2 separate regions of the Homo sapiens genome follow, and region 2 is linked to region 1. A link is a loop called in an ENCODE intact Hi-C map of the cell type or tissue named here. Cell type or tissue: endothelial cell of umbilical vein. All regions are shown on one strand. Links, peaks and the distances in the headings refer to the core of each region. The heading gives the core; the rest is flanking DNA.

Region 1 (8,303 bases), core at 1,325-6,324:
AATATCATCACAGACGTTTAGATCGAAGAAAACTCTTCATTTTACAAAAGGGCAAACTGAAGTCAAGAGGATGAAGTGACTTGATCAATATCTTACAAGTTAATGGTTAGCTGGGGTCCATGATGTAACTCTAGTGGTTCCCAGGACTTCCTGGAGAGGTGAGAAAGATTGCTTTTACCTGAAGAGGATGCCCAATCCAAGCCTGAAGAAGAGCGCTGGAGGCATGCAGAGTGCTCTTTTGTAGTTGTATCTTTAATGTCCTCTTTTTTAACGGAGACTTTTAACATACTTTTGGAAGGGATATTCTTGCTAAACTGAGCTTTCTTCATTACCTTCCAACCTGATGTTACTGGAATTTATGAGCCACAGGCAGTGTGGCATAGACAGTATCACTGTTATCCAGCCAAGTATTCTGTCCTCAGGATGATCTGTACCATTTCCAGTATGTGAGCTCCTTCTCAAGAATCAGTAATCCACCTGGAAGCTGCTCGCTCCTCCTACCTGTGCCTTTTGAGCACATATCCTTGGGTCAGGACTTAAGTCCCAGGAGAAGTATATTCCAAATGCTATTCCCTGTGCTGTGGAGGGTTCTGTGAACTGGAATGATTTAGACTGCAGCAGGAAAGGGAGATAAAACTCTGAGACAGTCGGTGTTGACTCCAGTCTTGTATTCAGCTAAAGACATTCTTCACTGTGGAGACCAATGCATTTGAACTTGACTTTTGACTATCAGCTTTCCTGTATTAAACCTCATGGACATATAGAGATAGCAATTTTCAGTTTATTTTCGATAGCTTTTACCTGGCCAATGAGGTTGGGTTAGGTTAGTGGTTACTAACAGACAGCCAGAGAAGTGCCCCAGAGCTGTGGATAGCAGAGTGAACTTGCGGCCAAAGTGTTGGCTAGCAGAGTGTTGATGGAGCCAAAGGTCAGCCTCTAAACACAATCTCTTCTGGGATTGTGGGTCTGAGCCTGGTAGTGTGCCATTTGATGTCTGCTGTTGAATGAGATAGGGGCATGGTAAACAACAGGGAATTAGAGGTACAAAGTCAAGCAAGACCATATAGAAGGGCAGATACTAGAAATTTAAAAATAAGAGGATCAGAAGAAATCTTAGAATAGGGCAGAAGCCACTTTATGTATGTCTATGGTAACTGGGTGGAGGTATTTATTGCATACAAGGGAGTAGTGATGTTAGAAACACTAACAGAGTCCTTTCACCCTCATCATCTCATTCTGCTTCTCACAGTAACCTGTTAAGACAGGGAAGGAACTGAAGCTCAGAGAGGTTGGGTGACTTGTCTAAGGTTGCCCAGATAAACAGAAAACACAAAATTGAAAACCCAAGACTTCTGATTTTACACCAACTCCTCAGTCTGGAGTTTTTGTTTTGGTGATAAGCCCCTCTTTTCCACTGAAAGTTATCTTTGTTATTAATAAAAAATGCCTTAACTGTATCAATTTTTAAAATCTTTCTTTGTGAGGGGATTTTAGGAAACATACCTCAGTATGTGTCAGGCCTATCACCTTCCTGAGACTGGCTGGCTCTGCAATAAGTTAGAAAGTATGATTGTAAATATCTGTGAGCATTTTATAGCAGATATCACACTGCTTATATTCTGTACAGAATAACATATTTTAAAGAGTGCATGAAACAAATCAGTTTATTTCCACTAAAGATTATGCCTTCATATCTCTTTTCTTTATACTATCTTGACCAGTATTTTCCCATGTATATATCATAATGTCTCTGGCTTTTCAGTTTTTGTCTAAATATTCATTCAATCGTAGGTAAAATATTCAGTTTTAGGTCCAAATTTCCGGGACTCTGAGTGGACTTGAACCTTTAGATTCTCAGAGTTCTATCAATATAATGCCTTAAAGAACTGCAGGGAGTTCAAACTTTGTGTGAATTTACATAGGTGTTACTACATCCATTCCCTATGTCTGGTAATAATAGTTATGAATCGCTGCTAATATTTATTGAGCATTTTTACCTATATCAGACAACTATGCAAATGTTTTAATATTTTATCTCACTTAATCTTCACAACTATGCCATAGCGTATTTTTGTCCATTTTCATATAAATACACTGAGCCTCAGAGAACTGAGGTAACTCTCTCAGGGGAGACAGCAGTTGGCCAAACAGGATTTGAATCAGGTCTGCTAAACACTGGAACCCATGTGCCAGCATGCATGGTGAAAAGATAAGAAAAAAGGGAGGAAAAACAGAATATTTAATATTATAAAAACCTACATAACAACACAGAAAGGTACTTTAACATGGAGAGAGATTTTTTAAATGCAAGTCTCATTTTATTCCATTTTCAAGAACAGAATAAAGCAAAAGAACATATGCAGTGGTTCCTTACAATGTTATCCTGCAGTAAGCTTTAATGATTCCTCTTTGCATTAATGTGGACAACTAGTCTGGGCTCTCTGGCTCTGGAGATACAGTTTTATATTATTTTTTTTGTTTAAAGTGATTTTTATCCTTTAGGTGGATAAAAGTTTGGCTCTAGGTGAACCGAAGTGATTTGTAAAATAGCAAAGGGCTGTGCAACATGCCAAAACAGTAAGAGAATTGTCTATGCATGTAAGAAGCTGGTGGCTGTGGGTGAAAATAAAATAGTGGCTAGATCAGCTGTTGATGTGTGAACTTGTAAGGAAGACTATTAGGTCTGGGAATTCCAATTTATGCTTCCAGCTTTTCTTTGAATATTGAGGAAGGAAGTAAATGAATACATACTGAGAGTTTTCTGGGCCACATGTTATTCTAGATAATTTTGACAAAAGTTTCTAGTTTGCTGCACCCAGAAAACCTTTTGTGAATCACCTTACTATCCCCATTTTACCAAAGAGAAATGCAAAATTCTGTAGCTAAAATATGACAGAACCAGAAGTTCAATGTATGTCCTTCTGACTTCAAAATTTAAAATTATTAGCCATGTAAATTTCTGTGGATTCATAATCTGACTGTCTCTCAATTTATTTTCTGTTCACCCTTCTAGTTGCCATTCTGAGAATCTGAGCGACTTCAGATGAAAAGAAGTTTTATGAAACATTTCTACAAAATTTCTTGGCTAAGGTGTTATACATAGAAAACTACACATATGTCTATTGATTTTGTTTTTGAATTGATAAAACCCAAAGCAAAGCTCAATAATGGCTGTCTCCATGTTTTAAACTGCTAGCAAGACACTCAGACCCACAGAAAGCACAATATCAGTGTTAGTTAAATTGAACTAAACACAAAATCTCTACCTCATAACAACCAGTAGTCAATCTATTTGATATAAGAAAATATTTAAGAATCCCTATGTGATCTGAATTACAATTTTTACTTCCATTTTGAATTCCAGTTCATCTAACAGATTCCTTCCACTCTGAAGTTCCCTTAGTTCCACATTCCTCATGCTATTCCTTTGTTCAGAAATCTACAAAGGCTGTCTTTTGCCTGTCTCATATATAAACACTTTTTCTTAGCTTTCAAAGTCTTTAATAATCTAACCTACCATAACCAGCCAGCTTAAGAGTAGACACGCAGGGGGGAATATTTGAGTGTGAATAGAAGGAAAGAGAAACAATAGAATACTTTTGTGAAACGCAGGGGGGAATATTTGAGCATGAATAGAAGGAAAGAGAAACAGTAGAATACTTTTGTGAAAATTTTGTGGCTTTAAAATGCTTGGCGTGAGTCATGTGTAATTGTTTCTAACTCCCCGAGTGATACGTCTGTGCCTTGTTAGTCTGTAAGAAAAACATGAATTTTCTGACCAACTCTTACTTACTTTCTCTATCTCCCTTCATGTACTTAGTCACTCTGTGTGGACATCCTGGCTGATCTCCATTAGTGGAAATATTCATGTCTACCTCCAAATTGTTTTGTCCTTAGACATTTTTCTGACTCATGTCTCTGATATTCTTCAGTCAACACATTTGGACTACTTGGGCTATGAACAAGGATATGAAGAATGGAACTGCCATAAACTCAAGTACAATATAATTAACAAAAATGAAATGGAGAGATAACATTACAGTGAGGGTAAGGTGCTGTCTACTCAGGAAACATAAAGCCCAAATTTGATTCAGAATTTATATTAACTCCTAGAGTTTCTTTGAATTAAGAATGTCGGTTCTGAAACAAAATTATTGGGTCCAAGTGAGCATTTCCAAATATAGGTCAGAGAAATGATAGGTGAGACTGGAGACTGATTCTTCTTTCTGATACTTTGTTGTTGTTGTTACCAAATTACTATCGTTTAGTCAACAAGCCTACACTGGAAGTCCAAGGTACTTTCCATACAATTGCAATCTAGTATTCATATAGTAAAATTTTAGATGAAGGCAAATAAAGGAACACTACTGCATGAATCTACAGCTCCGTTGGTTGGCAGCATGAAGTTAAACTAGCAAAACAGCCTTTAATTCACTACCATCCTAACATGATGTTTTTTTCCATCCATTCTGGCTCTTTGTGCTGTGGATTATGGAGAGATATCATAGCCATGGCACGTGGGCTCCTCTCACTTCTTTTCTGATTACCTTTGAAGGTCTTAGTTGTGTGTGGAAGTCATCTATTAAGTCACCCAGGTTTGGTTAGCTTTAGGCTTTAGCATTTTTCCCCTACACCATTTGACCATTACTATGGTATCTCCAAGTCTCCAAGATTCAATAGAGATTTCCTTGTTGAAAATTGGTATTGTTGATCATTTATCTCCCAGAATTTCTGCTTTCACATAATTCTTGACTTTTTGTAAACTCTCCCGTGTCATTAAAAATATGTTTTTTTCTGAGTATTTTAGAATTTTAGTTAGGGGAGTCTTTCATAATTCCTAGACCACCCACCCTGCTGGACACAGAAGCCAGGTTCCCCTTATGCTTCAGTTCGTGAAGAATGATTATTTTGGACCAAAGTCTATCTAAGAACATTTCAAAAAAGTGATTAAGAACTGGCACCCTTAAAATTTAGGTGTTCTTAATGAACATTTAGGTGTTGGCTAGAACACCCAAATTTTAATAATGACTTCATAAAATGGCTCTTTTAACTTGAGAATTGTTCTCTTTAAGCTTTAGTTTCCTCATTTGTAAAATGGGAATAATAGTAACATTACCTGCTTCATATGATTATTGTAAAGACTAGATATGTATAATGAAAAATGTGAGTGGGAAATAAAGCGGGTTTAAAGATGGTGGTTGATATTATATTTTATTTATCTCCAACGGCAGCACCACTACCTTTTGCTCCTAATGCTAGAAACAGGCAGACTTCCTAAAGCAAAGGAGGCTTTGTTTTGCTGCTTCTTTCACCATGTATTGGAAATTACTTAAAAGGAACATTACTTAAAAGGAAACAAAAGTTAAAAAAAAAAAAAAGAAAAACAGCAGCTAACATTTACTGAATATTAGTTGTGCATCAAAATGCTAGTTATTTTACATTAAATATTGTTAAGTCCTCACAACATTTCTCTAAAGCATATTTTATCTTTCCCCATTATAGATAAAGAAACTGAGACTCAGGCAGGTTAAGTAATTTGTTCAGAGTAACACAGTTAGAAGTAAATAGAGACAATTTGACTTTTGAGGTTGTACTCCTAATTAATATGCTAGAACTGCAATGTCAAGGGTCAAAGTCAAGGGTCACATAAAGAATTTGTGTGAATACTCATATTAGAATGTTCTTACTCTTTGATATTCACTCCTCCTTCACCAATATTATGGCTGGCAGAATCCTACTGGTATTTGAAATTGCCTTGCCTCTCTGAAGTTTTTCCAAAGGCGAACAGAATTAAATATCTCCTGTTTGCTCTCATAGCACACTGCAAAAGCTTTATGGAAGCACACATCACTATGTTTACTTATTCCTCCCTTTTTCTCTATCCTATGACCTTCCTGAGTACAGAAAGTACTGTACTGTACTGAGTACAGAAAGTACACACCTACTTGATTATTATTATTGTTATTGCTGTTATTGTTATTATTTTGATCACTGGAGATGCACACAATACTTGCTGTTTCGGACTGGCTCAGTATCTGATTTTGAAATGGATGATCTATTTCAAAGTTATTTTTCACACAATTAAATACTTTACAAAAATCCAAGAACTTCTGACTTCTAATTCTTCACAATTGACTATGGATTTTTGAAATTTGTTTGCTTCTACGTATACCCAATTCTGCTGTATATTGGCAGCCTTTCAAGGTTTGGGAACAAAACCTTGTCTATTTGTGTTACACTGGTCCCCAGATCACCATAGGTTCCCAATAAATCTTCATTCTAATCAGCTTTTGAAAATGGGGCTTCAAGCTTTACTGCAGTCAGTTATGTAGATGGCTGTAACCAGGGCCTTCTCTTTAGGTACAACCACCTTTCCAGAATTGCTTTTCTTTCCTCAGCTCCATTTACAAGGCTGCAGCTTTCCAGAACCATATGTTGCAGCTGAATTGTGCTTTCCCCTAGTAGTAGGATATCAATTTTTTTTAACACCATGTTATTTACTAGTCCCTTGGTTATACAAGAGAACTAGGAATCTCACATGTTAGCAATTGTAGCTCCAGTAGCTAAAGATTTACTACAGGCAAGCACACGTTTACAACATGGTTTACAGATCTCATCTCTTAACTTCCTGCAGAAGTACATCTGGGCCTGAATCTTAAGCATGCTCCGGAGCTGGACAGTCATTACCGTGTGTGTGTTTTGGTCTGGATGAGTAGATAATACAAGAGAATGATACTTTTAAATTTAGCTATGTCTTTAATATTGTTATTGGTGTTACATGTCTGTGATCATTTCCCCACTGGCAAACTAAGCCTTCATTACAAAATCCAGTCATGCAATTTGCATGCTTTAGAGATAAGGTTAAGGCTCTGTCAGAGCACTTAACCACAGGTGTAAAAATGTTGTGATTAAAAAGAGACTGCACATTTAAGTAGGAGTAATTAGAAGTGAATTCTTAATTGCAGAGTTACACAAGCATTTATGCTTTGCTTTGCTATCCTAAGCCTTTGAAAGGTGCTATATAAATGCAAATTGCTTCTCACATCATTCATGCCATGTATTCATGACATTGAAAATGTGCACTTATACTGAACTAAGCTTAATAATAAAATACTAAATATGAAATATCTATTAAATAGAGCTATACTTCCATCATCCAATAAGCATATTTCTGTATTTTCCATTTTAAACATGTACCTATGCTGATGAGATGCAAGTTCTCTCTGATTAAGAGAATAAAGAAACTCTTCAGACTGATTCAACTATAAAACTATAAACAGTTTTTTAAAATATTATTATTGTAGCTTAATAGTGTTTCAATTAGACAGTTTCTGAATGTGAACCACCACTAGTTTTAGTACATTCATTGCCTGTTGGCAATTTAAAGAACACCTTCTTCCAACACTCACAGAGATTCTAACTTATGTATTTTCAGAATGTTCTGTTCCTATAGATATTTCAACCTTCATTTTGACCTCTCAACACAATCTCCACATAAAAAGTTTGGATTGTGAGCTGGGCGCAGTGGCTGACGCTTGTAATCCCAGCACTTTGGAAGGCTGAGGTGGGCAGATCACCTGAAGTCAGGAGTTTGAGACCAGCCTGGCCAACATGGTGAAACCTTGTCTCTGCTAAAAATACAAAAATTAGCTAGACATGGTGGTGCATGCCTGTAATCCCAGCTACTGGGGAAGCTGAGGCAGGAGAATCACTTGAGTCTAGGAGACAGAGGTTGCAGTGAGCCAGGATCGTGCCACTGAACTCCAGCCTAGGTGACAGAGTGAGACTCCAGCTCAAAAAAATAAAAAGAAGTTTGGGTTGTGGACTATGGAAAGTAATTTTTATGAAGACCAAGATTTAAAACTCATAGAAAATATTAGGGTCTAATCTTCATGTATTAGTCCATTTTCATACTGCTATAAAGAACTGCCTAAAATGGGGTAATTTTTAAAGGAAAGAGGTTTAATTGACTCACAGTTCCACATGGCTGGGAAGAACTCAGGAAACTTACAATCATGGCAGAAGGCAAAGGGGAAGCAGGTACTTTCTTCGCAAGGTAGCAGTAGAGAGTGTGTGTGAAGGAGGAATTGTCAAACACATATAAAACCATCAGATCTGGTGAGAACTCACTATCACAAGAACATCATGGGGGAAACCACATCCATGATTCAATCACTGACCACTGGGTCCCTTGCTCAATACGGGGAGATTACGGGAATTATAATTCAAGATAAGATTTGGGTGGGGACACAGCCAAACCATATCACCTCACAAATATATGCCAGAAAATGGCAAACATTATG
Region 2 (8,303 bases), core at 1,538-6,537, 83 kb before region 1:
ATCCAGGGATTTGAAGCACAGAATCCAGACTTTGTCTCTTAATAACTGTAATCTTGGTCAAGATATCTAATCCCCAGATTCCATCTGCTCATCTGTTAAAGTGAGGTTTAAAAACAGTACCTACCTATAGGGTTGTAGTGAGGGTTAAATAAGATAAGGCACACAAAGCACAATGCTGGAAAACAACAAACATTTCATAAATAATAGTTGCTATTATTCTTATAGTTAGTGTAATAGTATTCCCCCTTCATGCCCCTCATGTTTCCATGAAGGGGAGAGAATTACTACTTCACTCTCTAGAAAAAATTACAGTGGGTTGGGGAGAGAACCTCTATCCTTTCTCTTTTTATTCCTACCCATGGGTGGGAGAGTGAATAATTTTATTTGGAACATGGAAGTCCTAATGTGTCAATTTCAGCTCCTTATCACTTCCCAGATATAATTTGTCCACAGCACATACAATTCAGGTGTTCCTTTCACCAAGCCTGCCTCAATAGACAAGGCTTGTGGTTATCCAGATATGCCAATGTCTGGTTTAGGATAAAGCCTAAACAAGCCACTTTAACTACAGATCTTGAGCTATATTCTGCAATAAGCTTTATCAGTAGTGTGATCATTTTATATCCATGTGTCCAACTTTCCTTTCTTCCTATTTGTTTTACAGTTGAATGAGGAAGGTAAAAAGGGCTGTTTATTTGCTTTCCTGTCCCCCCAAGTTTTTGTTCTCTAAATCATTGCTGTGTCCTTGGGTGCTCTTAACTGCAATTATCACCATGGAATTCCTTTATATTTTGAGCCTTAGGCAGTTTTCTCCATCTGCTGGCTGTGCACTTGCCAGGCAGTGGCCATTGCCCTTATTGAACTGGTTCCACAAATGCCTTTGGCCTGCTCCCATCACAGCTGCTGAGCTGATGTGAGAGATGGTGCTGCCTTAGACACTTTCTCAGTGTTTGTTCCTGCCACTTCCACTGTTGCCATGGCAGACATAGGTGCCTTCTCCAGAAGCAGTTAGTATCTTCTAGTCCTGTGCACCCTGTCTGGGCCTCTGGCGCTCTCCTCTGCAACAGAAGTAAGACACTTCTCCAAATATTTAGGACACGCATTGTGTTGAATCTACCCACATTGTGAGAAACGTCACTTTTCTATTCCCATGCACATTTCCCCCCCATTGGAAGCACAGATTTTCTCCTTAGAAGCACTCCCATTATAGAGTATGCACCCTTAATTCTTTCCTTTTGGGTATCTTCTCCCCTATAGTAAGAAGAAACCTTCCTTCTAGATTTAGCTGACAGCTGCTGAAACGAATACCCTGATCAAGGATTGTGAGGCCGGAAGCAAAGGCATATTGTCAGTCACGCAGGAATTTTTTGGCCCATGTTTTGTGCAAACAGCTGCTGCATTTTCAATTTTGAACTTGGCAGACCTTATTTTAAATCTGCTTTGCCAAAAACTGTGGCTCTTTTGCCTTATTTTTCTTTTCTCCCAATTGGAAAAAAAGAAAGGGTCAAATAGAGAGCTAAAGTGGGGTCAATATGGAGTTGAATCTCTAGCAAATGCTACTATGTATTTATCAGCATCACATATTTTGGGGGTATTTGTGTGGCCAGTCCATTTAGGTATGTATGTATGTAGGTATGTGTGTAGGTATGTATGGAGCAAATAAATCATAGGCAACCATGAAATTTATGGTTTGTTATGGTTTTCTAATGTCTGAGGAGATTTCTGGTCTAGTAAAATGCATATATATAAGTTCCCTTGCAACCCTGTAATGGTGTTTATTTCTTTTCCTAAGATTTCTTATATCAAATATTCTTCTTGAAATCATTCGCCACCAGTTGGTTTTAAAAAGTCAGGAAGATAATTTATGACACATGAGACTCAAAAGTCTCCATTTTTTTGTTGTTGCTATTCAATGGTTCCTAATTTCCTACAGAATAAATTTCTAACCTTTATCTGGGTATAAAGGGAATGCCTTTCAATACCCGGCATGAAACTCTTTCCACCTTGCATCCTGGAGCACCTCTTTCTTGCCTCCTCCTTAACTTCTTTGTCATCTTCCTGTTTCCTGGTGCCCATAATTCTAACTGAGTGATTTTTGGGGGGGAACATGTCATGCACTTTTATGCCTCTGAGAATTTCTTCATGATATTTGCATCAGATTTTACTTTAAATTTTTTTTTCTTTCCCTTGCCTGCTTGGAGAATTCATACTCATCCTTCAGGACCCAACACAAACAATACCTTTATAAAGTCGTTAAGTTAATTGTTCAATATTTCTTTGTTTGAATGTTTGCCTTATCAACTAGTGAGCTCTGCAAGGGTGAGATATAAACTTATTCACCAAGTTCCTTCCCAGCACTTATGCTTATTGTATTGGGGTGGAAAGAGGAAGAGGAAACAGACATCTGTCTTCTTATATGACTGCCTGCTATGGCATCACTTTTCCTATTTGTTATTACCACAGGTACAAACTGTTGCCTAAGGATACAGGGTGTGTGGCTGGTGGCCTCAACAGGCCCCACGGCTCAGGCACTCAGACCCAAGCTGGTCCCTCAGGTATGGTTAGCCCTTGAGATATTCTGCCTCATCTTCTTTCTGACCCCTGCTGGTGATCTCATCCTCAAGCTCTTTCCTCTGGGGCTGAGCTCTGCTTTGTATTGCATTGGTCCATGACCAGCCAGGAGGCTCAAGTGTCATCTACTCTTCATGGCCCAAATGTGTGCGATGAAGATTGGTACTCCATGTAGCTTCCTTCTTGGCTTATCTCCTCGGCCCTCTCTCCCCACTACAAATAAATAAATTCTGTTTATTCTCGTAATAACTTTAGGTGGTATATACTATTGCTATCTGATTTGGTTTGGGTGTGTCCCCATCCAAATCTCATCTTGAATTGTAGCTCCCATAATCCCCACATATTGTTGTGGGAGGGACCAGATGGGAGGGAATTGAATCATGTGGGCAGGATTTTTCCATGCTGCTCTCACGATACTGAATAAGTCTCATGAGATCTGATGGTTTTATAAAGGGCAGTTCTCCTGCACATGCTCTCCTGCCTGTTGCCATGTAAGACATGCCTTTTGCTCCTCCTTCACCTTCTGCCATGATTGTGAGGCCTCCCAGCCATATGGAACTGCGAGTCCATTAAACCTCTTTTTCTTTATAAATTACCCAGTTTTGAGCATTTCTGCATAGTAGTGTAAGAATGGACTAATACACTATCCCAGTTTTACAGATGAGGAAACTGAGATACAGAAGACATAAAATCAAAAGTGGCAGGATTAAAACCCAAGCAATCTGGCACCAGATTTAATGCTCTTAACCCAGTGTACCGTAAAGACTTTTATGTTAAATCTCATGCTTAAGTTAGCATATAAACTAATATTTGTTTACTGCCTACAGCATAACAGTTAGTTTATATTATATATGTACGTATTCCTTGAATCACTGAATCATTATAATGGTGGAGCCATGATACAAGTCCTAATTTTATGACTCTAAAGTAAATGATCTTTTTACTAAACACAACTGTTTTTGTAGTTCAGATGCCAAAAGTAGTTTTTGAAGATTTATTTTTAACAAAAGGGTAACTATTCTTCACTTTACAAAAGTATTCATAACAAAATTAGCTATAGAGAGGATGAGTAATTTTAGGTCCTGAACGATTTTGCTGTGCACTGATCTTTTGTCTTCCGTTTTATCAGCCCATATTACTAAATGCCTGACTTCAGAAAAAAAACGTAAACAAAAGACAGAGATTGGAAGCATCAGAATTTTATTCCAGTGACTCAATCCCCATTGTGTGAAGTAGACCAGAATGAATAAATTGAACTTACTCAGCACCTCAATTATTAAATGTATCCACAGAAATTCATTCTGTCAAGTTAACTGTGGAGGTTGTTGTTGCTATTGCAGGTATGAACATTTATCTTTTTGTGCTCTGTCATCATATCTGGTTTTTGCTTTCTAAACAGAACACCAAATTAACCCATTAAAGAAAATCACTGATTTTCTGATTCCCACAGAACATTTGATTTATGTAAAGCAGCATGTGTTTAATCATTTACTTTAATCATGTTTCTCACTCAACAAAAGTTATCAAAATAAAAAGGTGTAGCATTAAGTCACTGTAATTGTTTCTGATAGACTACAGTGTTAGTACCTAAATGAAGAGATGTTATTCTATGTTTTTGTTTTTTGTGTTTGTGAGGCCCTTCTTTTTTATTATTTTCTCTTAAATATGTATTAGGTTACAATGTTAGTAGACACTAAAATATTTCTTTTTGTTTTATGGCTGGATACTATTTTCTTCAGACTAAATGGTTTTCCTGGGAACTCTGACTCTGGCCACAAGATCAAGACTGACAAATTTCCTTTCTCTGTTTATGGAGGGAGACTTCACAACATTCACTGAAAGAGGAGCAAAGGACCTGGTTTTTGCCATGACTGGCTTTGGCCCCGTGAATGAATGTTTTTCTGGCATTGGAAAGCGGATAGCAAAGAGAGCAGAACCACAAATGGGCTATGAGGAAATGTGTTCAATGAAGAAAACAAAATCTCTGACAAGATCCAACATAGGACAACATCTCAGCATCTTCTGTGATTTGTGAACCCAAGTAAAGCACTTCTTAGAGTTATCTGGCACATTCGCAACTAATAGCTTTCTGTGAATAAATACTGTGGCAACCACGTTAACTGTACAAAAACAAATTGCTTATTTCTTATATCCATGCTGGAAGATTATCTGGCTGACCTTATCAGCTGTGATGTCAGGAATGTCAGCCAGTTATCCTGTGGTGCATTCAGCTGGGTCATTGTACCCCATCAGTGAGGCAATTGCAAAGTTCCATCTGGACAGAGGTAGAAAAAATTATATTCACTTTGAGTTTTGGATTTTTTTCTCTTAATTTTCAAAGATAAAGACAATTGCTTTTGGCTTTTAAGAGACACATCTGGTATGCCTTGGGCTGGATGCCAGATATTTCTGCTGTTGAGTTTTTATAACATTATATAGGCCTCAATATTTTAGAACTAGTATACATTTGATAAAAGTGACTTTTCTAAAGTTTTAGGGAGAATCTTTTGCTTAGGTGCAGCTGAGTATTTTTAGTTCAGTACTACAGATGGCATACCAAATTTAAGAGGAGTTGAGTGACTGCTTCAAGGTTGCACAGCTAGTTCTTGGTAGATCTGGAAAAGGACCAACATCTCTTGGCCCTTTGTCAGATATTCTTTCTTTGATTTCACACTGTTTTTAAAGATGCTTAATACATTTTAAATTAAAATGGTTATTTGAATCTGCTTAAACTAGACAATACTAATTGTCAAACATCCATTACCTGCTTTTTCTCTAGTAACAGATTGGTGCAAAAAGAATTGCGGTTTTTGCCATTACTTTTAATGGCATTAATTACTTTTAATGGCAAAAACCTTAGTTCCTTTTGCACCAGCCTAATAATAAAACCCCTAATTTTAACTTGGCACGTGGCCAACCAGAATAGAAACTACATGTTCCTGCTTTGCTTTCAGTAGCATTAGCTGAAGTAATCTTCAATGGGGATAGGAAAAATGAGGTGCACAACTGCCTGGTTGCACTCTTATAGGAAAGGCATAACCCTCCATTTCCCTTTTATCTTTTCCACTCACTAGAGTAGTGATCTGGTCATAATTCATTCTGGACCATGTTGACAGGGCAATATACTGGAGATTGTAGAGAAGAAGTCAGAAGGGACTTGGATCCCTGATACTATGGAACTGTCTTGCAGCCCTAGTTTGCTTATGTCTAGACTTTTATGCAAGAGAAAAAATAAACATTTCTTTGTTTTAACTACTGATACTTAGATCTTAGCTACAGCAACTGAACACACAATGCTATTTAATAATTTGCAAATGTTATACTGCCAGTTGATATTTTATAACTACCAAATTTAAGTGCAGTAAATGGGCATTATGCTTGTTTAAATGTCTGGCAATCTTGGAATTATACCATTACCATCATATGTTGCATGAGATGGTTTTCCATTCCATTTAGAGTCCGTACAATAACTCATACAATGTGTCACTACTGCTGTCTCTTCTCAGCGGGCTTCAACCATACTTATTTCTTTGCCGTTCCTAAACATTCCAGATATACTCAGTGTTCCTTCCTCAGGGTAAATGTTGTTTTGTTGGTGGTGTGGTTTGTTTTTTTTTTAATTCCTCTGCAGCAAATCTCTGCCTAGCATTCTGCATGTAGTATTGTGCTTCCACAATTTTAGAATTTTGCTCAGTTGTTATCTTTTCATTAAGTCCTTTCCTGATGACATCAATAAATTTCATTCTCCACTGCTTGGAACTTGTATATCCTTTGCATTTGTAGGTTTTCTCCATATTATTTATTTCCCTTTTATTCCTTCTCATTGAAATAAAAGCTCTGTGGGAGTGGAGATTTTGCCATTGCTGTGCTCTCACAACACTGTCTGCCAACGAAAAGTCACTACATAAATATCTATTGAATGGATGCATGGATCAACAATTGAGTGCTTTAATAGATGTGAGTGATGTTATGATCTATTAAGGGGGTTTATATTAAGCTGATAACTGACTTTATTTTCTGAAATATCCATAAAAGGAATATGTTGGCTCCTCTAGAGGTAAAACCTCTTCCAGTGAAGCTATAACTGATAAAAATTTCACACTGGTATGCACACCTCATTCATTCACAAACATAGTTGGATATCGCAACAGATTACTAATCTCTGATTTTGAATTAACTAGCAAAATCTAAAAATTTCAAGGGTTTTAGGAAACAGTTTTATAAAACATACTCTGCAATGTGTTTTACTATTTTATTTCTGATCTTTATTTTCCCAAAGTAAAAAATTCTGTGCTTTATTGGCCTTGGAAATATAAATAAATGAAGAATAGATAATCTTTTTTTGTAATGCCATTAACCAAATGCTAAACTAGTATGGTGGGAATGGACTTACTATACTATATTTCTTTTCTATAAATGTCACATTACTTTTATAAGTCAGATTATATTCAGCACAGAGTCTTGAGTTACGAGGTTAGACCAGAAATCTGCTATCAGGCATATTTAGGATCTGTTCCTCCATTTGAAAACTCTGAGCTTACATAGATCTGGGAAACCAGGGATAGGGCTCATTCTTAGCCCATGGGACTTGGAATCCATACCATTGCATCTCTGGCTACAACAGCAGCTCCATCATTGGTTCTCTGTTGGGTCTGCTGCTCTGCGTGGGCTGGTGCTATCCTTCATAGTCATGCTCTCTGCTGACACATGCCCAACATTATGACATTAAGTTTCCCATCAGCACTGATTGCCTTTTCCCCTACAAACCTTTGTTTTTACTCCTAGTGGAAACTTCCTAAATTCTATCCTCTTTCTTAAATGTAAGAAGTTACCTTTCTTCCAACATAATGCATAAACTCTGTGTGAGCCAGAAAGTGCTATTCACCCCAACTAATAGTGTTGAAAAACTAAAACTATTTCAGTTCTGATTAGGACAGATGTTTAAGGAGTTTAAGAAGACTTTTTTGTTTTGAGGCTGAGCCTTGCTCTGTCACCCAGGCTGGAGTGCAATGGCATGATCTCGGCTCACTGCAACCTCCGCCTCCTGGGTTCAAGCGATTCTCCTGCCTCAGCCTCCCAAGTAGCTGGGACTACAGGCACGTGCCACCATGCCTGGCTAATTTTTGTATTTTTAGCAGAGACGAGGTTTCACCATGTTAGCTAGGATGATCATGATCTGCCAGCCTCAGCCTCCCAAGGTGCTAGGATTACAGGCATGAGCCACCACACCCGGCCAAGAAGACTTTTAAGAAAACATTTTAGTCTAGGTAAAAATTGTGAAAGATCTTGAAATGGGCAAACAAGACTATTAGGCATTCTATCTAGTGCACCTTTCTCAGCACGTTTGCTTGTTGTTTTCTTGGAGAGCGATTGTCAGAAAATTGATAATAATGCATGTGATTTTTGCCCACAGAAATACAAATGAAATATGTTAGGTGGAATGCCATTGATTATTATATTGTCTTATATATAGTGATCAATTTTGTATCTATTTGAAAATTTATTTCAGAATTCCTGATTACTTATATGTGGAAACACTTTAAATTCTTTTCTGAGGGAGTTGTAACATCTTACTTGTTTCCTCATTTACTAGTGAGTTAAATATAATCTTTGACATGCATTAATTTTATATTTGTATGAGAACCATGGTTTTATCTCTTCTGGAAAATTCATCTTTTACATTAGAGACACCATGATGGACTCTACTTCTTATGAAGGGACTATAGAAAGCA

The links. Hi-C counts contacts between places; a loop is a spot of excess contacts. Peaks named below come from ENCODE experiments on the same cell type or tissue, not always from the same donor. Only the 100,000 strongest peaks of a DNase experiment are listed, where the experiment ranks them.
Region 2: it touches region 1 in a loop (4-fold over the local background); 2 of 110 quality-filtered maps call a loop at or near these places.

What each region holds. Positions count from the first base shown.
Region 1 is chr3:106,724,030-106,732,332 of GRCh38, reverse strand. The region is part of intron 1 of LOC105374029 (a long non-coding RNA gene); the gene reads left to right. Among named protein-coding and RNA genes, the nearest start is that of LINC00882, 510 kb to the left of the region's middle. In endothelial cell of umbilical vein, for the core only: no CTCF peak of the experiment used is centred there; DNase peaks (open chromatin) are centred at 2,682 and 3,702; H3K27ac peaks cover 3,318 bases.
Region 2 is chr3:106,807,022-106,815,324 of GRCh38, reverse strand. It overlaps LOC101929534 (a long non-coding RNA gene), which reads left to right. Exons shown (of 3, transcript XR_001740472.2): 1 at 1-2,555; 2 at 3,701-3,911; 3 at 4,311-6,330. Among named protein-coding and RNA genes, the nearest start is that of LINC00882, 430 kb to the left of the region's middle. In endothelial cell of umbilical vein, for the core only: no CTCF peak of the experiment used is centred there; a DNase peak (open chromatin) is centred at 3,764.